Regions from separate parts of the Mus musculus genome. Here regions 2, 3 and 4 are each linked to region 1. The links are chromatin loops, found by intact Hi-C in ENCODE. Cell type or tissue: heart. All regions are shown on one strand. Links, peaks and the distances in the headings refer to the core of each region. The heading gives the core; the rest is flanking DNA. Region 1 holds the start of Ssbp4 (single stranded DNA binding protein 4). Region 2 overlaps Ell (elongation factor RNA polymerase II). Region 3 holds the start of Jund (jun D proto-oncogene). Region 4 holds the start of Rab3a (RAB3A, member RAS oncogene family).

Evidence for each region. Hi-C counts contacts between places; a loop is a spot of excess contacts. Peaks named below come from ENCODE experiments on the same cell type or tissue, not always from the same donor. Only the 100,000 strongest peaks of a DNase experiment are listed, where the experiment ranks them.
Region 2: it touches region 1 in a loop (2.9-fold over the local background); 6 of 42 quality-filtered maps call a loop at or near these places.
Region 3: a loop joins it to region 1, with 7 times the contacts of the local background. A loop is called at or near these places in 10 of 42 quality-filtered maps.
Region 4: a loop joins it to region 1, with 2.5 times the contacts of the local background. A loop is called at or near these places in 5 of 42 quality-filtered maps.

Annotation. Positions count from the first base shown.
Region 1 is chr8:70,608,200-70,613,662 of GRCm38, forward strand. Ssbp4 (single stranded DNA binding protein 4) reads right to left here and starts at 115. Exons shown (of 18, transcript NM_001372473.1): 1 at 1-115. In heart, for the core only: a CTCF peak has its summit at 2,770 (motif pointing left); DNase peaks (open chromatin) are centred at 252, 1,402, 2,082, 2,752 and 3 weaker places; H3K4me3 peaks cover 4,182 bases; H3K27ac peaks cover 3,904 bases.
Region 2 is chr8:70,557,742-70,562,741 of GRCm38, forward strand. The region is part of intron 1 of Ell (elongation factor RNA polymerase II); the gene reads left to right. Among named protein-coding and RNA genes, the nearest start is that of Ell, 21 kb to the left of the region's middle. In heart, for the core only: CTCF peaks have their summits at 826, 1,434 (motif pointing right) and 2,596; DNase peaks (open chromatin) are centred at 781, 2,570, 3,030, 4,260 and 2 weaker places; H3K4me3 peaks cover 178 bases; H3K27ac peaks cover 3,377 bases.
Region 3 is chr8:70,696,511-70,702,070 of GRCm38, forward strand. Jund (jun D proto-oncogene) reads left to right here and starts at 1,229. Exons shown (of 1, transcript NM_010592.5): 1 at 1,229-4,106. The coding sequence starts at 2,548. The coding sequence ends at 3,573. It overlaps Iqcn (IQ motif containing N), which reads left to right and starts at 5,515. Exons shown (of 4, transcript NM_001370847.1): 1 at 5,515-5,560. In heart, for the core only: a CTCF peak has its summit at 4,304; DNase peaks (open chromatin) are centred at 1,961, 2,371, 3,591, 4,201 and 2 weaker places; H3K4me3 peaks cover 4,734 bases; H3K27ac peaks cover 4,930 bases.
Region 4 is chr8:70,749,880-70,755,395 of GRCm38, forward strand. It overlaps Pde4c (phosphodiesterase 4C, cAMP specific), which reads left to right. Exons shown (of 17, transcript NM_001310465.1): 17 at 1-1,307. The coding sequence ends at 228. Rab3a (RAB3A, member RAS oncogene family) reads left to right here and starts at 4,824. Exons shown (of 5, transcript NM_009001.7): 1 at 4,824-4,984. In heart, for the core only: CTCF peaks have their summits at 2,323 (motif pointing left) and 4,887; DNase peaks (open chromatin) are centred at 652, 2,662, 3,442 and 4,712; H3K4me3 peaks cover 1,895 bases; H3K27ac peaks cover 2,003 bases; H3K27me3 peaks cover 928 bases.

The DNA.
Region 1 (5,463 bases), core at 1-5,000:
CGCGTGGCCATCGCTGCCCGCGCCCCGATCCCCGCGGCCATGTCCGCGCGGGAGCTCCGGCCGCGGGTGGGTTCTCGCCGCGCTGCCCTCCCCGGGCTGTTCCGGGAAGCGCGCCACCGCCACCGCGCGCTCCCGCCGCTCTTAAAGTGGCAACGGCGGGAGCGCGGGTGGGCCCCCCCCCCGCGCGCGCGCTGGGAGCGCGCACGCGCAGAGCCCGCGGGGGCGGCACTGCCCACCAATAGGCTGCGCACCAATAAGTACAGACTTCAATACCTCCCCCCAAAGATATTCAAGCCCGGGACGCGCTCCAGCAGTTGCTATTTGTGCAATTGGGAAGCTGAGGCAGGGGGATGGCCGCGAGCTCCAAGCATACCTCGGCTGCGGAGCAAGACTCCCAGTTGTACAGATCTGGGGGTGGGGGTGGGGTGCTGTGGATATCTCCGTTTCGACTCAGGAACTGCACTAGGCTCTTGGGCTCACAGGATATGCGCCCATGACATTCTACTCCCAGGACACTCTCTGCGAGCCAATACAGCGCTGCGGGCTGTGAGGGGCCCTTTTGAGAGAGTTTCATATAGGCCAGGCTTGTCTCAAACACATAAAACAGATAACCCTGAAATTCTAATCCTCCTGCCTCAGCCTCCCTAGCGTTTGCACGACAGGCGTGTGCCACTTAGCCTGGTCTGTGTGCTGTGCACAGAGCCCGGTTTTTTTTTTTTTGTTTTTTTTTTTATGCATGCCAGCGTTGTAAGGACTGAACCCCAGACCAAGCACGTTTTGTTTGTTTTTCTGAAAGTGTTTCTTAACGCGGTAGACAGAGGCAGGAGGATCTCTGTGAATTCGAGGCCAGCCTGGTCTATATGGCGAGTTCCAGGACAGCAGCCAATACATAGTGAGACCCTGTCTCAAAGTCGGAGTAAAAACGGTGTCTCCTGTAGCCCAGGCTGACCTCCAGCTCTCTACTTCACTAAGGCTCCTTGAACAGGTGGTCCTCCTGCCTCCACCTCTGGGTGCACGCTGGGAATGAGAGCATGCTTCTTTCCCCCACTCCAGCGCAGACGCACGTGTATAACACGCGGCCCCGTGAGAGCACGAGGGGTCGTGGCGCATGGGCGTCGGGAAGCATCCAGGCTAAGGCTTGCTATCGCTGCAAGTGTCCCCGGTTGGACACGACGGGTTTAGTGGGGACTTGCTGGAGATTGCGCACAGGTGGGTCGTCAGCACCCGGTGGCGCAGTCATGAGCTCAGGTTTCCTGTGTGAGTGTGACAGCATGCAGGTCACCACGGCGCTAAGTCTCGCGTGGTGTCCCTGGTGCAGGCAGATCCCCTAGCCCGGGCCTCCCCGCCCCCACCCTAGTGGGCGGGCGGGAAGCCGAGCCGCCGTGGTTCCAGGCGCTCAGGAAAGGCTGCCGGGGCGCGCCCCGCCTCCTCCCCCAGGGCTCAGCTGGGCCGACGCCGGCCTTTCCCATTTCCTGCTTGGCCCGCCACCCCCTCCCCCAGCTTCCTCTCCCCGCCGCGGGGCTGGCGACTGCTGGGTGCCAGGAAGGCCGTCGGTGCGCCTGGGCCACCGCGCACTACAGCTCTTTGCAGGCCCTGTTCTCAGCGAGACACAGAGAGGTTGCGAGTGCAGCCGGGAGGCACAGCACGCAGCTCCGAGTTTCCTTCCACCCTCAATTGTGTCCCCAAGGTCTGGAGATGCCCAGGACGCAAGGTTTCCCCTCTCTCAGCCACAAATTTTTGATTCAGTGTCTTCACCCACCCCAACCCCCGGAACTATTTATTGAGCGCCTGCTGTCTACCGGGCCCTGGGGACCCAGCGGGGACACTTTGCTACGACTCCTGGAGAAAAGAGTCAGCTGGGGAAAGCAGGAGACAGAGCCGGACAAAGGGAGGGAGGGCCGGCGGCAGCGAGGACGGTGGGAGTCCCGGAGGAGAGTGGAGGCGGACGCTGGGAGGAGGAAAGAACGGGGGGGGGGGGGCGCCCGCAGCCCTTGAAGGCTGCTTGGGGGAGGCTCTGCGGGCGGGAGCAACTGCGCCGTCGTCATGGCAACCGAGGCGCTCCCAAACACAGCTAGGAAAGTCCGGGGAGTGGAGCTTGCAGGACACACACACCCAGTTTGGGCATAGACGGGGGCCCGCCCACGTGAGGGAGAGGAAGTGAGAGGGCTGACACTGCAGGAGTGGAAGGAGTGAGTGAACGTTCAAACCAGTTCCAGCCCTGGGACACACGCACGGTTAAAGTGCTGGAGACGGCAGCTCGCGAGTGGGAGAGCTTTATTTCAAGAGCCACCATGAGTGGCTGATGGTGAGCCCAGAAAACTTTTCCCTTGGGCGAGATGTCAGCAGGTGAAGGCGCTTGCCACCAAGCTTGATGACTTGAGTTTAGCCCCCGGCACCCACATGATGGAAACTGTTGACTACTCTTGTGACTTATACACGCACAATGGTACGTGTGCTCCCACGCATAAGCACAGCAGTAAGTATACGCGTCAAATACAGTGATCTGGCCACAGACTTGGACTAACGAGGATGGAAGGCATTTGAGGGGACCCCTCACCTGCTCCCTTTTCTCTCGGGTGCAGTAGGGACCAGATTGCCTGTTTCCCTAAACTGGCCAGGCTCTGCAAACTGGACCCCCCCCCCCAGAAAAAAAAAAACAGAATGATTAAACTTTCTTCCCTAGAAGATCCTGTCCCATGACAACCCCATCCACCAGAGGAGCCGGTTCCGCCGCGCCCCCGTGTGGCCGGGCCCGGAACTGCAGGGCTGCCTCCCCCTCCTCTTCCTCCTCCAACCCTTCTCTTCCCCTTATTTCGTTCATCTTTTCCCCTCCTCTTCTTCCTCCCTCCTCTTCCTCACCCTTCTCTACCCTGTCCCCATGCCTTTTGATGTCCTCTCTAGATTTCACCAAACACCTCATTTGTCACTATTATTGACAGCGGGTGCTTCAGACTGACACCCGGGCCACCTCGCGGGGAACCGCGAGCCGCGGGAGTCGCTGCAAAACGCATCCCCTCCCGCTCCGTCCGGGACCACAGCCCCTCCCAGCTGTGCTTTGGAGGCTGCACAGCTGGAGCACGGCTGTACACGGAGACTGCTTCCTCTCCGTAGCTGTAATTATGGGTAATTTTCTAAGTGCAACACAAAAATTAAAACCCAAACAACACCAGGAAGGGGGCAGCCGCAGCTGGTGCACGCGGCAAGCCCGGAGACGTGGACCTGGAGTGGAGGAGGAAGGAGTCCTGAGGGCGACCTGTGCCTCTGGCTCTCGGGGTACGAAGTTCCCAAAGTAGAGTTACTGGGTGCAAAAGCCCGAGTTTGGACGCTGCTTGCTCTGTGCTGCGGTGCCAGCGCAACCTCTGCTCTCTCGGAGCCACGCTGGAAGGAGAGAGAGACGTCCGCCCTCACTAGACCGCACCCTGGCGCCCGGTCGACCGCCGGGAGGTTCAGCGCAGCCCGCAGACTGTTCCCACCGCTTGAGAACTTCTAAGCTGCACCGATCCTGAGACAGGATACACTTCTGATACGTGTTGGTCCCCCGCAAGACCGAGCCCTGTCGCCCAGCAGTACCCCATTCCACCCGACCTCGGATCTTCAGCTCAGCGCCAAGCACAGGGCTTAATTCATCTTTTGCTGATTCCTACCCAGCGTTGGTACAACTGCATAGAGTAGAGCAGTGTCAAAGTGACAAAGCAACCTGCCTGGGGTTGCACAGCAGAACCAAACACCGGTTCCTCATTTGGGGTGTGCTGGTAATGCATGCTAGTCTCACAAACTCTCATTTCGTGAAGAGAACCCAATAAGTATTTGCTGAGCAGATGAATCTGCATCCCATTCTCTCCTGACCCTCAAAACAGCCATGGGCTGTAGTTCCAGATGTGGCCACGAGATAGCAGCAGAGGACGATGGTGACCGCGGCAGCCACATTCAGAGTGAATGTGTGACACTTGGTGACACTAGGCATGACAGGTGCTCCCCTGTGAGCTTCCAAATGGCATTACATATTTATGCATTGGATTATCTCAAATTCTGAGAAACTGTAGGTCTCTGGAACTCACCATCTCCTGCCTCAGCAGGCCGGGATTACTGGCCTTCGACACCAACCTGGCTTAATTAGTTGTTTTAGGGAGGCTCAGCTGGTAGGAGCACTGGCTGCTCTTTCAGAGGACTCTGGTTCAATTCCCAGCACCCACATGGCAGCTCACAACTGTTATTTGTCCCAAACATTGGAGGAGGAAGACCACGATCCAATTAAAGGTGGCAACGTTAATTAAAGCAAGCATTTTTACATAAGGCAGGGTTCAAGAAGACAGAATTGAATGTAAAGAAGACAAGAGTCTGGGGGGTGGGTATGGGGGACCTTTGGGATAGCATTGAAAATGTAAACAAGGAAAATACCTAATTAAAAAAAAAAGACAAGAGTCTTATAGCTCAAGAGTAGAGGATTTCCAAATGGGGGATTTGGTGGGTAAAATAAGTGGGGTACATGAGCCTGGAAGAAGCAGCACAGAGCCATTTGTAGTTAAGATTAGGGGTGGGGCCTAGCCCAGTCCTTGAGAAACAAATGTAATTAAAAACGGGAATGAACTTAGTTTGTCTTACTATAAAAGTTTCCAAGCAGAAGATGAAGTCATCCTGGTTCTTCACTGTAATTCCAGTTCCAGGGGATCCGACACCAGCACATAGACATACATGCAAGCAAGACACCAATACACATGAAACAAAACTAAATAACAATTGACTGATTTTATTACCACTACATTGCCTTTAGCCAAATAGTGATGATTTTGCTCCATCTTATACCAGACTGGTAAGTGTTCATACTCTGTGAGTTCCAGGCCAGCCTGGTCTACGGAGCGAGTTCCAGGATAGCCAGGGCTACACAGAGAAACAATATTTAAAGAAAAGGAAAAAAAAATTTCTTTCCAGACATTAAATGGGAAAAATCTCAGGTTTGGTACATAGGTGGTAAACTGCTTACCCAGCATGCACTAGGCCCTGGAGTCCATCCCCCCATTCCCTTGTCACCTGTTGACTAAGTTTGGGGGTGGGACCCCTACATAGCACATTCTGCAGATTGATTAGAATTGCAGAGTTTGTAAAGAATGGTAATGCTGCAGGTCTGGAGCCTCATTATCATAGGCTAAGAGAGACGGCTCAGTCATGAAAAGATCTTGCTGATCTTGAGAGGCCACAGATTCCATTCCTGTACCTGCCCCTGTGGCTCACACTGGCAGGGGATTGGAGTGGCTCCTCTGGTCTCCAGGGACACTCATACAATGTCACACTCACACAGTGTCACATATACTCTTAAGTGTCACACGCACACACAACAGTTTTTTGAAAAGACTCAGGGCTACTAAATATAAATAACAACAAAAGGCCTACTCCCCCCGCCTGGAAACAGCTCTGCGATCTGCAGATGGCTCTCCAAGTTCCAGGCCAGCCCTCAAGTGTGCATGG
Region 2 (5,000 bases), core at 1-5,000, 50 kb before region 1:
TTTTCCTGTTATGTTAGAACCAGGTCCATGTCAGATTCCCATTGAGCTCTGAGCAATTACAGCCCCTCTGTGCTTTGCACAGCCACCTTGTCCACTTTCAATTTGCTCTTTACCTCCCCACAGTGTACATTGTCCACATCTTCCTGGTCTATTCTCTGCTTGTAGTCTGACTAAGAGCAGTGGATAGGGATCATTCCAAAGCCTGGTGCTCTGCTCTCTTGAAATTTCCTCTGCTAGTTTATTGTGTTTAGCTTATTTTCTGAGATTGGGTCTCACTGTACAGTTCTGGTTGGCATGGAGCTCGATATGTAGATCAGGCTAGCTTCAAACACAGAAAAATCCACTTACCTCTGCCTTGAGTGCTGGGATAAAGGCTGCTCTGCTGTGCCTGGCTTATTCTGTTAGTTTTAGGTACACTCTCCCTGAAGGCTGGGCACAGCCAGATTCATTGCTGGAGCCCACCATGAACATGCTGTACAGAGCCTTGTGGAAGTGCAGAACCTGCTCACTTGCTGCTGCCAGTCTGCCCCATGTGCTAAGGCTTCTCATAGCATCCCCACCCTGCCTCAGTCCCTGCCCAGCTTACTCTTCTGCCACTATGGCAGGACACAGGACAGGGACTCATGTGCTGCTTTTGTCCCTTGAATCTTATGGCTAAAGCGGTTTGATGTGTGGTAGCAGGAACTGTGGCTGGACATACTCCGACAACAGATAAAAACATCTCAGACTGCCAGTGGGGCCAGGAACAGGAAAGCCTGCCCACATTTTTCCCCTTCCCCAGCTAGGCCCCACCCTTTGGTGATGCCACCTTTAACACAGCACCACCTGCAGGGACAGAGTGTTCAAACACTGAACTTGTGGGAACTATTCATGTCCAAACAAACAAGCTCGTATGTGCATTGTTTGTGTGAGGTCTGGTGAGTTCTGAGCCTTTGGTACAGCACCGTGCACAGTTCTTCCACTCTCCCATGCCTACCCTCTGTTCCTTCTCAGTCCCCATGCCCTGAGGCAGCTGATTGCTTTTGAAACAGGCTCACCTAGCCCAGTCCTGAAGTCTGTTTTGTGGAAGATGCCTTGAACTCACATCTCTACCTCCTCTGGAGTGCTGGGATGACAGTTTTGCGTTTCCACCTGTGGCATGTCCCTTTTGTTATTTAATGTTTATTTAATTTGATGTATGTGTGCCTGAGTCTATGTCCACACCATGTGCCTGGTGCCTTCAGAGCTCAGAAGGGGCATTGGATCTCCCAGAACTGGGGCCATAGATGGTTATAAGCATCATGTATGTACTGGGAATGGAACCCGGGTCTTCTGCAAGAGCAGTAAGTGTTCCTAACTGTTGGACCTCTCCAGCCTCTTGTTTCGTTTTTTTTTTTTTTTTTAAGTTTTATTTGTTATGTATAAAGTGTTCTGCCTGCAGGCCAGAAGAGGGCACCAGATATCATCACAAATGGTTGTGAGCCACCATTGCTGGGAATTGAACTCAGGACCTCGGAAGAGCAGCCAGTGTTCTTAACCTCTGAGCCATATCTCCAGCCTTTGTTTGGGTATTTTTGAGACAGGGTCCTTCTTTGTAGCCTAGGGTGGCCTTTCCCCTTCAAGGTACTGAGGATGCTGGGTCTGTACCATTAGGGTCCATCTATCCCATTATATGATAAAACAGTTCATTCATGTGCTCCATCAACCCCGGAAACACATGTACCCACATGATTTGAAAAACCATGGACATCTTTGTTTTTCCACTTTTAACACGTGCCTTTAATCCCAGCAATCATCAGGTTTGGAGCTCACCTGGTCTTGAGTTCCAGGTCAGTCAGCATTGCACAGTGAACCTCTGTCTCAGAACAGAGCAGAGAAGAGCCCCTTCTGGAGTGGTTGGCTCTGTCCCTCAGAGGCAATCGATCCTGTTCTCCAGGCACACACTCCTGTCTGTACTTTTTTGGCCACAGGAGTGCTGGGATTCCAGATGTACATCGCTGTGTCTGTGTTTTCATCCATGTTCCTAGGAGCCACCTTCCTGGTCTGGCCAGTGCTTTTACTCCATTCTGCTTGAGGCATTGTTGGAGATAGCATATAGCCAGGCTGGCCTCTGATGTACAGAGGCCTTGCCTTAAGTTTCCCATACCCTGCCTCTGCCTCCTGAGTGTGAGGAGTAGGTGTGTGCCATTGCCTTCTTTCTGTGACCTCCACTCCCCTGAGGCTGTGTAGAGGAGTGAACTTTTGGGACCTCAAGGTAGCATCTTAAGGAGACTTCACCTGTGGCAGTGGTGATGCCACATTTGCACAGTGGTGCTGAGAGTTCCATTGTGTCCTAGCTGGCACTTAGTAGTGTCAATAGCTTTGGCCATTGTCTCACAGTTTTGCCATGACGTCTCACCATCATGGGCATAGACTTGTTGTCATAGACTACAGTGAGAGTCAACTCCTGCCATCTGGCTCCTGGGTTGCCCTCATGGCCAAGGGCAAGGAGTGTTCAGCAAAGCTGCTTCCTGCCCTTGAACTTAAGCCAGGAAGAAGGCTGTTGCCAAAGGAAGGAGGAAGTGTGTCTGGCTGCTGTAGGCCTGATCTTTGTAGATCCTACTACTCTGGGCCCTCTGGAGGGCGCTTCTGCCCTGCTGAGCTGCCTGAGCCTCAGCTCTCTTGAGTGTGATGCACATGGAACATTGATGAGGACTGCCTCTCTCCACAAGACACACTGGTGAGTCCTGTGACATCTAAGTATCTGCCTGTGGGACAGGTTCCAGGTTCTTTGGGACCATTCTGGAACTCGTGTTCCTATAAGGCCTTTCCTCCCTGGCTGGCGCTGTGTACGTTGAAATCCTCCTCGTAGCCAGAATGGCCGAGAAGCATCCAGTTATAGGCAGTTGATAAGCTGGTATTGAATTCAGGAGCTTGTGGCCACACCCCTCTCTAGAGACCCCCCCAAGTGTCTCTGACTCGTGCACCAGAGACCAGCCTTTGTCTAGGATTGGGAAAGCAAGTAGGTGTGTCTGTGCACAGATTATCTCTCTATGTGTGTGCATGTGCACCCATGTGTGGAGTGTGGGTGGGTAGGAGGGCCATGTGTGTTCTGATGCAGCTTTGTGCCTGGAGTTCTTAAAACACTCTAGAGACAGGAAGAGCTATTCTTGGAGAACCAGCCAGCAAGTCACAGGACCCAACTGTGCCTGGTGGCTAGGGGTCAGAGGACTCCAGAGCTGTATGTGTGGTCAGTGTCATTGTGTACCTCCTTTCAACCCATGCTAGGCTGTCAGCTCAGGAGTTAGCACTGTTAGATGGGCTTTTCTAACACTTGTGCCCACTGTGCCTGCTGACCATGAGATACCACCTTGTTAGGACAAGGCTGTCAGCATACCAGGAGTCAGCCAGGTAGACAGCTGCAAGAGCAATATACAGTGGGAACACTGGCTTCATAGCTCTGTGTAAGCCTCACAGAGGGCTCAAGACCAAGCTGGTCACTGTCTGAGCATTAGAGCTGTGATGATAGATGCCCTAGTGAGATTTCCTTCTGAAGACTCCTGCAAAGCTGTTGGAGGAGGCTAGAGCTTGTTGGAGGGACCTTGAGATCTGAGGTTGTGGAGACATAAGCCACAGGGAGTCTTGGGCTTGCAGGCTGACAGGCATGCATTCCCTCGATCTTCTCAGGATTCTCCTGACCTGATAGAACTGTTGAGAAACTTCCCAAAAGTGACTTTTTTGCAAGGTCAGTTCTACTGCAGAGTCCCAGAGCAGAGCCCAGCTGCTTCCCTTCATACTTTTCACCCTGAAGATAAGCCCGTTTTTGTCTGAAGACAGATGATAAATGGATCCAAAGAAAAACTTGAGGAGTCCAGCCTGCAGTCCTTCCTGCCATCCCCTTAGCTTTGCAAGTGCTGTCGACACAGGGACATATGCCACAGCTCCAGTAGGCGGGTATACCAGAGAACTTACCTCTCTTTTTGTTAAAGTTGGGCCTGCTTGTCCTAGCTGGCTTTGGGTGAGAATACAGCCTGCCTTGTGAGGACTGGAGATTACAGTCTACCCTGAGTGTCTGTGCTCACTCTCTGATCAGATCCTGACAGTATAACAGTGTGTATCTCTACACTCAGGCTTTTTCATGAGCCCTAAGTTCCATGACTGGGCTTCTGTGCTGCAGGGCAGGGCCCAGGCTGCTCTTGACCTCCTGACACTGCTGTCACAGCCAACTGAGTGGCTGGGGCAGGAGGGGGATTCATAAATGTGGACATTGTAATTGGTTCTCTGTGCTGGGCGTTGGTCATCTTCCTGAAGCAATGCCAGTTGGCAGATGCTTGTCATCAGCTTCTGCACAGCCTGACTGGAGATCAGGGTGTGTCACCCCGACAAAGGACACGTGGGGACATGCAACCTGGGGCAGTTCCTCTGATACACTTCTCTACTGATGTTACTGCTTATGCAGGTTCTGCTGAGCACAGAATGAAGACAGTGGACAAAAGTTCCTTGCAAGGGAAAGTGGCAGCGGCAAATGGAGTTGAGCCTGTCAGATAGCACAGACCCACAAGTGAGCTCAGCAGACAGTGGCACCTCCACCCCCACAGAGGTGACTAGAGCAGCCTGAGTGCCTGGGGCTGTAGGAGAGAAATGACCCCCGCTGTGAGACAGGGTGGGAAAGCACTTACACACATCCTCTTCAGGAGGGCACTGAGAGCAGTGCTGCGCCTCCTGGGGCCAGGGTTCTGAAGAAGGGGCAGGTAGCCCGTGTGCAATGGTCATGACTTTCTTTGACTTCACAACTCAGGGTCAGGGAGTACTGTGCCTGAGGACCCCAAAGACCTGTCCATTGTCTGTCCAGTGCCTGTCTTTGTCTGTAGTTGGTCTCTTTGCACTTGCATTTGAGGAGGAGCAGGTTTTTTTCTTGTTTTGTTTTTTTCAAGACAGGGTTTCTCTGTAGCCCTGGGCTGTCCTGGAACTCACTCTGTAGACCAGGCTGGCCTCGAACTCAAAAATCCGCCTGCCTCTGCCTCCCAAGTGCTGGGATTAAA
Region 3 (5,560 bases), core at 236-5,235, 89 kb after region 1:
GCCTGATAGGGAAAGTGAGTCTCAACAGAGGTAAAACTTAATTTGGTACGTAAACCTGTCCCCAGTCAGCTCAAACCACCGCCTCCAGAGCGCACGCCCGCCCATCCCCCACCCGCCAAGGCCAAGTCCCAAGGTCAGGGCGGAGCCTCGCGCGCTCCGCCAAGCTCCGTACGGCCCCGGGGAGAGGCAGGCCTGGCGCCGGGGGCTGGCTGGCGTTGGGCCAGCACTAGCTGGCTCAGTCGTTTGGCGGGGGGCGGGGGAGGGGGTGCTGGCTGGGATATGGCTCGCGAAGCGCAAACCCCACGTGTGTGGTGAGGGGAGAGTCCACTCTATCTTTCTGGATGGTCACTTGCCTACAAAAGGGGATAAAACCTGGGTGTGTGGCTCTCTGAGGCAACAACTGGTCAAGGCTCGGGCGGGGGTTTGGGGGGAGGGGGGAGAACCCTCTGAGGCCTCAATGGCCTGGGCGAAGGTCCTGAGGTGCAAAGGAGCTCCAATGGGGTACAGATTGGAGAGGAGTCACAGAGAAGGGATGAGACTCCTCTCTGGTCTTCTAAGGGTTGTGTTGAGTGTGCTGGGACTTGTTGCTCCCACCTCTTCCACCTCCGTTCCCAGCAAGCAGAAAAGCCTGCATCAGGCCTGGTGGCATACTGTACTAATTAAGAGGGTAATTACCAGTCCGGATTCTCATTTGCAGGCTCCACTCTGGGACCCACCTCAGGCTCTAGAAGAGTCAAGAGTAAAAACGTGTACTGCCATGGCTGTCCAGAGGCCTGGCACCCTAGTTCTGTCCTTGGGAGGACAAATGTGTGGTAAATGCCTGTCCTTACAGCACATAGAAGGCAGAAGGATCACTTCTCAAGTCTAGCCTGAGCTACAGAAAAATTCTGTCTCAAAACAAAGGCAAAAACAAAACAAAACAAAAAAAACCCCACAAGCTCACCCCAGAACTTCCATCAGCAGGAGCCCCAGGTCAACCTGGGTTACAGCTTTTGCATAGTGCCCTTTAACTCTAGCACTTAGCAGGTCCACATCTGTAAGTTCCCAGCCAGCCCCAGCTGGAAGGTGAGAGATCCTTGCTCAAAACACAAAGTAAAACTCAACAAACCCAAGACTCAAATCTCATGCTAAGATGAGGTGATGGGCACGTCTTTCACGTTGAGGCAGTGAAATCACCCTCAGTCTTGGTCAGCTAGGGTACAGGGTGTCCTAATAACTGAAACCGAAGCAAGGCACAATGGCATATATTAGTCATCCAGAAGCCTGAGGTGAGATTTTGGGGGGTTCGGGAGGTCATTCTGGGGTACAGAGTGAGATTCTGTTTCAAAACGTCCCAATCCAGGGCCATAGGGTAGGCTTAGAAAGTAAACGTGACTGCACCCAAGTCGGACAGCCAGAGTGCCACACCGGGGAGAACAGACTCCCAACTCTCCTCTGACCTTCCTGGACACACACACACACAAAGCACAGATACCTACACAGACAAACACAGATACACAACCACACAGACAAACACACCAGCATGTAAAATAAAAACCGAGATCTGTAGGCCGAGGTTAAGAGACTCAGGCCTGTTACTGCCACACTTGGGAATATGAAACAGGGGGACTGAAGTTAAGTTCATGAATAGCGGAGTCTAGAGGATGAGATCCTGTCTTGACCCAAAACAAAGATTAAAAAAATTTTTTTTCACCGAGATCAAGAAAAAAACCTACAACTGATGGCTACCCTGGCTGCAGTTGGACTCCACACATCCCATCCTCAGTTTCCCCAAGGAAAAGGCAGGAGGTCAGCTTTTAGGGCGTTCGACTCCACCCTGTGAAACTGACAAGGAGCTAAGTAGTTGTGGGGACTCTCCAAGGGACCCTCCTCTGCCTCCCCCTTCCTGCCCACACCTGCCAGCTCCCAGCCGGAGGAACCCTGGCCGGCGCCCGGCCCCCGAGGGGCGTGCCTTCGGTGGGCGTGACGCGGGGCGTGGCTTCACAGAGGGCCTGGGTTTATGAGGCTCCACACATCACGCCACAGAAGTGCCAGAGACAGGGGAGAGATAGACGCACAGATGAGGTCCAGTTTGAGAAACAGAGAGGCAAGATCTAGAGGGAAGTAAAGAGGGGAGGAAGAGAAAGGGAGGAGAGGCAAGAAACAGCAGGGTAGGGACAGAGCCTGCCCGGCAATCCAAGCTGGGCGTGGTGACCCGGCCAAACCGCGTTCAGCCCCACCCCCATGACGTCAACCCACAATGCAGCGCGTTGTTGTGCCATGTAGCGAGCGTCGCTCTTGGCAACAGCGGCCGCCACCAGGCGAGGGCGTCCCGCTCCCGCCCCTTTATGCAAATCAACGACGTCACCTCGCGCCAATGGCGAGCGGGGGCGGTGAGCTCATCGCGGGGGCCGAGGCTATAAGAGTGCGCGCGGGCGGCGCGGGGCAGAGCGGCCGGCATCGGAGCCGGTCTGTACGGGCAGCGGACTGGGGGGCATACGGGGCCCCCCGGGGAGGCCGCGGCCACTCCCCCCGCCCCGGGGCCGAGCGCGGCGGGGGAAGGTGGGGATGGAAACGCCCTTCTATGGCGAGGAGGCGCTGAGCGGCCTGGCTGCGGGTGCGTCGAGCGTCGCTGGTGCTACTGGGGCCCCCGGCGGTGGTGGCTTCGCGCCCCCGGGCCGCGCTTTCCCCGGGGCGCCCCCGACGAGCAGCATGCTGAAGAAAGACGCGCTGACGCTCAGCCTGGCGGAGCAGGGAGCGGCGGGATTGAAACCAGGGTCGGCCACTGCACCTTCTGCGCTGCGCCCCGACGGCGCCCCCGACGGGCTGCTGGCTTCGCCGGATCTTGGGCTGCTCAAACTCGCGTCGCCGGAGCTGGAGAGGCTGATCATCCAGTCCAACGGGCTGGTGACCACTACCCCGACCAGTACGCAGTTCCTCTACCCGAAGGTGGCAGCTAGCGAGGAGCAGGAGTTCGCCGAAGGCTTCGTCAAGGCGCTGGAGGACCTGCACAAGCAAAGCCAGCTGGGTGCGGCCACCGCGGCCACCTCAGGGGCTCCCGCGCCTCCCGCGCCCGCCGACCTGGCCGCCACCCCCGGGGCCACGGAGACCCCGGTCTACGCCAACCTGAGCAGTTTCGCGGGTGGCGCCGGGCCCCCTGGGGGCGCGGCCACCGTGGCTTTCGCCGCGGAGCCAGTGCCCTTCCCGCCGCCCCCGGGCGCGCTGGGGCCGCCGCCACCTCCGCATCCACCGCGCCTGGCCGCGCTCAAGGACGAGCCGCAGACCGTGCCGGACGTGCCGAGCTTCGGCGACAGCCCTCCGCTGTCGCCCATCGACATGGACACGCAAGAACGCATCAAGGCGGAGCGCAAGAGGCTGCGCAACCGCATCGCCGCCTCCAAATGCCGCAAGCGCAAGCTGGAGCGTATCTCGCGCCTGGAGGAGAAAGTCAAGACCCTCAAAAGCCAGAACACCGAGCTGGCGTCCACCGCCAGCCTGCTGCGCGAGCAGGTGGCGCAGCTCAAACAGAAAGTCCTCAGCCACGTCAACAGCGGCTGCCAGCTGCTGCCCCAGCACCAGGTCCCGGCGTACTGAGCCCGAGCGCGGGGCGCATGCGCGGACTAGCTGCGGTGGGGGGGCGCCCCGGACTCTTTCGAGACTCGGTGCCCCCGGACTCGACAAGCCGGACCCCCCTTAACTCTGGATGGGGAACCCGAGCGCACGACCCCCGCCCTCGCGCCGCCTCTCTACCCCCAGTCCTGCGCGTGGCTGCCCCTTTGTACCTCCGAGTAGGGGCTCTAAGGGGCGCGCAGCCTCACGCTCTGCCTTTCCTTTTTTTTTTGCCTTTTGGAAGAGAGAACGGGAGTGTCCGATTCCGCCCTATTTATGTTTCTACTCGGGAACAAACGTTGGTTGCGTGTTGAGTGTGTGTTTCCTTGTGTTGGTTTTTTAAAGAAACGGGAAGAAGAAAAAAAAAACCCTCTCCCCTCCCCCCCCCCCCGCTCTCTCTCCTCCCGACACCATCCCCTCTCTTTTTGTTTGGTTTTGTTTTGCTACGAGTCCACATTCCTGTTCCGTAATCCTTGGTTCGCCGGTTTTGTGTTTTCAGTAAAGTCTTCGTTACGCCAGCTTGGCTGTCCGCCTCCTTCTTCCCCCGCCTGGGCTGAGGGTGGGCGGGGCTAGCCCTCTCCCATCCCCCTCCCTCCTCCTCTAACCTCTTTCCTCCCCTTCTTCCCCCCCCCCCTGGGGGGGGGGAACGCGGCGTGGGCGCGGGCCGTGCCTGCACATCTGCTGCGCAGCGAGCGCCACCTAGGTGCACGCTGTCGGCCCAGGTCCAGGTGGCACCAGGACGCAATCCTGGACTAGCCTATCAATTTAGCTGGTATATCCTTTAGGAAGAAGAGTGACTACATGGGAAGGGGCAGAAGGAAGTGCTTACAAGCTTGGGGCCTCCGGGATTCATCCATACAGAAAAGAGCTGGGCTTGCAGCCTGTGCTCACTAGATTTTATTCGCCTTTGTTGGTTTCAAAGGGTACCTCAGACCCAGAGCCTTCTCTGCAAGTCTATGTGGGAGCCTAGAATCATGTAGGTGCATTTAAATATCTCCCTGACACGCCCCCTTCTCGCAGCACCTGCTCTATTTTGAGGAAACAATATTCAGCGAAGTAAAGCAATTGTCTTGAGTCACATAGCATCTTTATTTTTGAGACAAGGATACTTCATGTAGTCTTGACTGTTCTGGAACTTTCTATGCAGACCAGCCAGAGCTCCCCCTGCCTCTGCTTCCTGAGTGCTGGGGTTAAAGGTATGTGCCATCACACCTGCCTGTTTCATCTCCGTTTTCAGTGCCCTGGGCTTAGAGCAGATTAATCAAGGTCGTCCAGCTCAGCCCAGTGGGAACATCTGACCCTAGGTCTCGTCTCCCCTCCCCTCCCCCATGTTATATATACAGTTTCCTGTCAGCCCTGGCCACTGCTGTTGAGACCCTGGGTCTTGAGGCTCTCAGGGTGTCACTGTGGGTGATAGGTCACATGGTAAGTCCCAGTGGGTGGCAGGTGTCCCTAGACAGCTGCTGAGTGCCTGCCTGCCCGCCCTGAATGGAACTCTTGTGGGTCCAGCTTGGTTCTGGCATCATCCTAACATTTGGGAGGCCGAGGCGGGAGACTCCTCAATCCTAGACCAGCCCAGGCTACACACCCTGTCTAGTAAGACTAAAGCTAGTAATGAAAAGGCTTGAACATAGGTTCCCTGGATGCTGGGATGACAATCTAGTTCATACAGTGTGAGGATGGAGCCCAGGGCTGAGTTTCCTGGGCAGGCACTCTCCTGAGCTTCGGGCACATAAGAGTTCCAGCTTGGGTACCATGGTGGAGTTTTGCAGCAGCTATGAAAGCTATACTCTTCCTTTGTGGGCCTCTATCTTATGTGCTCTGAAAAGGGGGTGTCCTGATCTTGGTTCCCCTCTTCCCTGTCCCTCTCAGGGCCAAGATGATTATTATTATTGTTGTTTTGTGGGTTTTTTTTTTTTTTTGAGACAGGGTTTTTCTCCTGTAGCCTTGGCTATCCTGGAACTCACTTTAT
Region 4 (5,516 bases), core at 1-5,000, 140 kb after region 1:
ACATGGGCTGACCTAGTGCACCCCGATGCTCAGGAGCTTCTGGACACCTTGGAAGACAACAGAGAGTGGTATCAGAGTAGGATTCCCTGCAGCCCTCCACACACCATGGGCTCGGACAGGTTCAAGTTTGAGCTGACCCTGGAGGAAGCAGAGGAAGAGGAGGAAGAGGAGGATGAAGGGCAGTGCACAGCACTGAACAGGGAGTCCTCAGAGTTACCCAGCACTTAACTCCTGTCCTCTAAGGCCAGCCCAGAGCCCAGGGTCTGCTTTGTCCAACAAGAGTTGGGCTAGCTTAGTGTGGACCGTGGAGTCCTGGTCAGGCCATGGGCACCTATGGGCACTGATGACGTTCCACCACTCAAAGAGGACAGCCAAGGTTTACACAGAGCCAAGCCTGAGGGAGGCTGGGACCAGCTCTGCCCACAGACTGGAATGGCACCAGCCCTGGGAAGCGCCGACTCCTGCATCTCAGAAGACAGACTTAGACTCAGCTGCAGTCTGCACGTCAGCTTCAGCACATGCAGTCGGACTCTGTGTTATGGTTTAGTTGGTTTCTTTTTTGGCACTAAAGATGGAACCAATGTTGCCTTCACCAGTCCAGCTGCAAGCCTTTACTGAGTCCCTCGGGGGAATCCCTTTCGTAAAATGCGGGCGGGGAACACTTCCCACTGAGGTCTGGTGTCTCCTGACACCATTGGCTGCACAAGACTCTTCTTAGATATCAGGAGGCCGGTGACCCTCCTAGAAGACCACTGCAGGCCTCAGTCCTCCCATCAATGAGGATCCCCGTCTCCGACAAGATTGGGCTTCTCAAACCAGTGTGCTGGTGCACCTCTCTTCACCATAGGCATCCCCCAGACTTGGCTGTGTGTGTGTGGAGACAGCTGGTCCAGGCTGGGCAGCCTGACTAGAAATAAAAAGAGCTGGAAGTGGGCTGGAAAGATGGCTCAGTGGTTAGGAGCACTGACTGTTCTTCCAGAGGTCCTGAGTTCAAATCCCAGCAACCACGTGGTGGCTCACAATCATCTGTAATGGGATCTGTTTTTTGTTTTGTTTTGTTTTGTTTGTTTGTTTTCGATACAGGGTTTCTCTGTGTAGCCCTGGCTGTCCTGGAACTCACTCTGCAGACCAGGCTGGCCTCGAACTCAGAAATCCACCTGCCTCTGCCTCCCAAGTGCTGGGATTAAAGACATGTGCCACCACCACTGTGTGGCCTGAAATGGGATCTGATGCCCTCTTCTTTTGTGTCTGAAGAAAGCAATGGTTACTCACATATAATAAATAAATAAATCTTTAAAAAAAAAAAAGTAGCTGGAGTGTGGCTAAGGGGTGGAGCTTCTGCCTAGAATTGCCCAATGAGGGGCTTGGGGTGTGGCTCTGGTAACAGAGCTTTAGCTTTTGGGAAGTCCTGAGTTCCATTTCTATCACTGCAAAAATAGAATAAATAGAAGAGCACTGCAGGCCTCAGTCTTCCCGTCAATGAGGATCCCTGTCTCTGACAAGATTGGGCTTCTCAAACCAGAGTGCCGGCACACCTCTCTTCACCATAGGCGTTCCCTAGTCAGGGTTCTCTAGAGTCACAGAATTTATGGGTATTCTCTATATAGTAAAGGAATTTATTGATGACTTAGAGTCTGCAGTTCAACTCCCAACAGTGGTCAGCAGCAGCTGTGAATGGAAGTCCAAGGATCTAGCAGTTGCTCAGTCCTACACGGCAAGCAGGTGAAGGAGAGAAAGCCTTCCTTCTTCCAATGTCCTTATGTAGGTCTCCAGCAGAAGGTGTAGCCCAGATTAAAGGTGTGTGCCACCACACCTTTAATCACAGATGACCTTGAACTCAGAGATTTCCCTGTTTTTGTTTTTTTTTTAAAGATTTATTTATTTATTATATGTAAGTACACTGCAGCTGTCTTCAGATGCACCAGAAGAGGGTGTCAGATCTCATTACGGATGGTTGTGAGCCACCATGTGGTTGTTGGGATTTGAACTCAGGACCTTCGGAAGAGCAGCGGTACTCTTAACCACTGAGCCATCTCTCCAGCCCATGAGATCTCCCTGTCTTAATCTTCTGGAAGCCATAGCCACTATGTCTTAAGATCTCCATACCAAGATCCAGATCAGAAACTTCTATCTCCAAGCCTCCAGATTAGGGTCACTGGTGAGCCTTCCAATTCTGGATTGTAGTTCATTCCAGATATAGTCAAGTTGACAACCAGGAATAGCCGCGACACCTACTCATTCTCTTGTGTGGAAACTGAGTCATAACTAGTCCCTCAGAGCTTATATACTAAGAGTGGGCACTGGTGCCCCCTGGCGGTATGACTGATTCCCTGTTTGTTTTCCAAACAGTTCTTTGGCCGTTTTGAGACAAGGTCTCATGGTCTCAAGTTCTAATGTCAGACTTGTTTGCCGCAGAGGATGACACTAACGTTATTTTCTTGCCTCCACCATTCGAGTGCTTGGCTGGGGTAACAGGCATGTGCCATGGGGGGGGGGGGGTCCCTCTCTTTCCCTTTTCCTTTTTCCCTCTGAGCCTGTAACTCTGCACCTGACCAAGGCCTCCAAGGAGCCAGAGTGGCAGGCGACTTCCTCTGTAAATATTATGACTCGGGCTATTCATCCCCAGGAGGCACAAAAGGCCATCTGGGGTCACACACTGGAACATTTCCTTCTTCCTTCCAGATGTCTTAAGAGGCGACCCTTAGAGATTTCTTGTTAAACAAAGTCATGTGTGTTCACTGTGGGAGAATTTGGAAGTCACACAAACCTGATGACGTGAGTTCCATTCCTAGGACTTGTGCTGGAAGGAAAGAACTGACTTCCTAGGTTGTCCTGTGACACTCCCCTCTTTCCAACACAAATAAATGAATATAACTTAGAAAGATTTGAGGAACAGCTTCCCTCTGTCCCTTCTTCTGCCTGTGCTCTTGTTTGCCCAGGCCTTTAACACACTTGCTTCATTCTTCCAGACAGCTGTGCTGTCCTCTCTGGGGAGCCTCAAACTCAGAAATTCCCAAGTGCTGTGTAATTAAAGGTTTCTGTTACCATGCCAGCAGTTTCCCCGCACACGTTTATAGTATGAAACAGGGTCTCACTTTGTGATCCAGGATGATAAAGAACTCAACAACCCTCCTGCCTCAGCTTTCCAAGTGTTCCGATGAAGCCTTGCCACCTACTGAGCTACCAGCACAGTTCTCCTGGAGCCCTTGCTTGGTGGTGGAAGCAAATGGGTTCCTCCCCTAACCTTATCCCTTCGGAATAAATCCAAATCAGGCTCCAGTGTCCCAGGCTCCTCCTGCACCCTTTCTGTCCTCAAACCCGGTCCCGGTCCCCACAGTAGCCTCCGCGTGGGCCCGGAGCTCGCTAAGTAACAAACTGATGGTCACTTTGTGTCTCTGCATGAAGTGCAGGGGAAGCAGGAAATAAGCTTCCTCCAGCGGCCCCGGATTGGGCGGGGCTCCAGGCTCCTCGCGGGGGTGGACGAGCATCCAGGCGACAAGTTATTCTGGTCCATTGGCGCCTCCGCAGCTGGCGGGGAGGTCTATAAACAGGGCCAGGACACGTTCCCAGTTCTGCTTCCTGTGGGAATGGAAGCGATGGGGACCCTGCCCGGCCGCACGGAGAGGAAGAATAGGATAGACCCCAGATTCCCACCTTGACAGGCAGATTTGCAGGAATGAGTCGTGTGTATCATAGCGGCTTGGAAGTCTGCATTTCTGCGCCCACCTTCCTGAGACACAGGGTTACCCGGGTCCCAGTGTCCATATCGTAAAGGGCGTTGGGCAGCTACTCTTGAATCTTCTCTGCTTCCTTGGTCTTTCATTACAATTTTGGAAGACTTATGGGTCAGGATACTTCTGAGCCCTAAGTGCGCAAGGAAGCAAGGGGTTCTCTGGGGACTCATCAGACCCTTTTCTCTTTGCACAGACCGGATTTTCTCCTTTATTTCTTTGAGGCAGGGTTTTATGTGGATCAAGCTGACTTTAAGACACTATGTAACTGAGGATCACCTTGGACTTCTGCTTCTCCCCTCCTTCCCTTCTCCTCCCAGTGCAGAGAACAGGAGCCTGGATCAACCCAGGTCTTTGTGATGCAGGTTCCCCACCAAACTGAGAATTATCCTCAGCCCATCAAAAAACAGTTCTTTCTTTCTTTCTTTTTTTAAAAATTATTTATTTATTTGCTTGTTTATTTTGTTTTTTGAGACAAAGTTTCTCTTCATAGTCCTGCTGTCCTGGAACTCACGTTGTAGACCAGGCTGGCCTCGAACTCACAGAGATCTGCCTCCATCTCCCTTCTGAGTGCTGGGACTAAAAATTCTGTGTGGTCTTTAATGAGTTTTTTGAGCCCTAAAATGTAATCAAGATGTATGCCTGCCAATCCAACACTTGTGAGGTGCAGGCGGGAGGATCAAGAGTTCAAGATCAGCCTCTGCTACTTGGCAAGTTCGAGACCAGCTTGTTACTTGAGACCATTTCTCAAAACAAAACCTAAACTCCTGAGTGCTTCACGTCTCAAAAGCAAGGACTTCTAACCACAAGTTTCCAACCAGAGCTAGGTCCTGGCCTCAGCCTCTCCGCCCTTCAAACACCTAGCAGTCACCATTGGGCCTCTAAAGACGTAGGAATCGCTGATTTGATATTCGGTCCGTCGCTCGAGAGCATCAGCCAATGGAAACTTCATGCCTCCCTAGAGCCCCGTCTTCCAGTGGCTTACCAGGCCCTGCCCCTCTTCTGCCGGCGCAGGCCAGTGTGGTCCCGCGGCTGTCGATGCAGTCCCTCCCCTAACGTCACAGCTTCGTTTGCATAGAAAGCCCCGCCCCTGGCTTTGCAGGACGTCAGCTAGGACTGCAGGGGCCTGAGCCTCCTCCGCTGCCGCCTGCAGCCCCCGCCGCCGCCTGCATCCCCCGCATCCTCTTCTGGGGCCCGGTCGCCAGCGCAGTCGCCACGGTCGCCGTCGCCAGCGTTGTCTCAGCTTAGAGAGGGTAAGGGTGAGCGCAACCCAGGTCCACACACTGAGGAGCCCGCGTTTCACTGACAGCTGGGGGATCAAGGGGAGCGCAACTCGGGTGTAGTGGCTATGGGTCTCGCATTTGGCATTCTTGGTCCCGCATCCCGCACCCCTCGCCCTTAACCTGGCACCTGGGGCCCGGGCTCTGCGACAGAGGGGGAGGGGAAAGCCAGGCCTTGCGGGAGGCTTGTGCGTGCTCGTGCTCGTGGGGTGAACACGCGTGTGCGCGCCCGCTGGGCATGGAGAGGCTCGAGTGACCGCAGGACGCGCAGCGTGCACACTTGTGATACGTTGTGCGTGCATGGTCCGCGTGCGCGGTGCGCGTGGATCTTAGTTCAAGTATGTGCTCACACGCGTGTGGAGCCATGCGCGTGTGTGGTGTGTCCTCCCGGATGGCCAGGTACAGTCGTGCATTGGTGCAGGGAGCTGTGCTCACACATGGGCTTGCACACACCATACATGTCTGCTTGTTTCGCCTGTTAGCACCACTCTTGCATGCAGGGCAG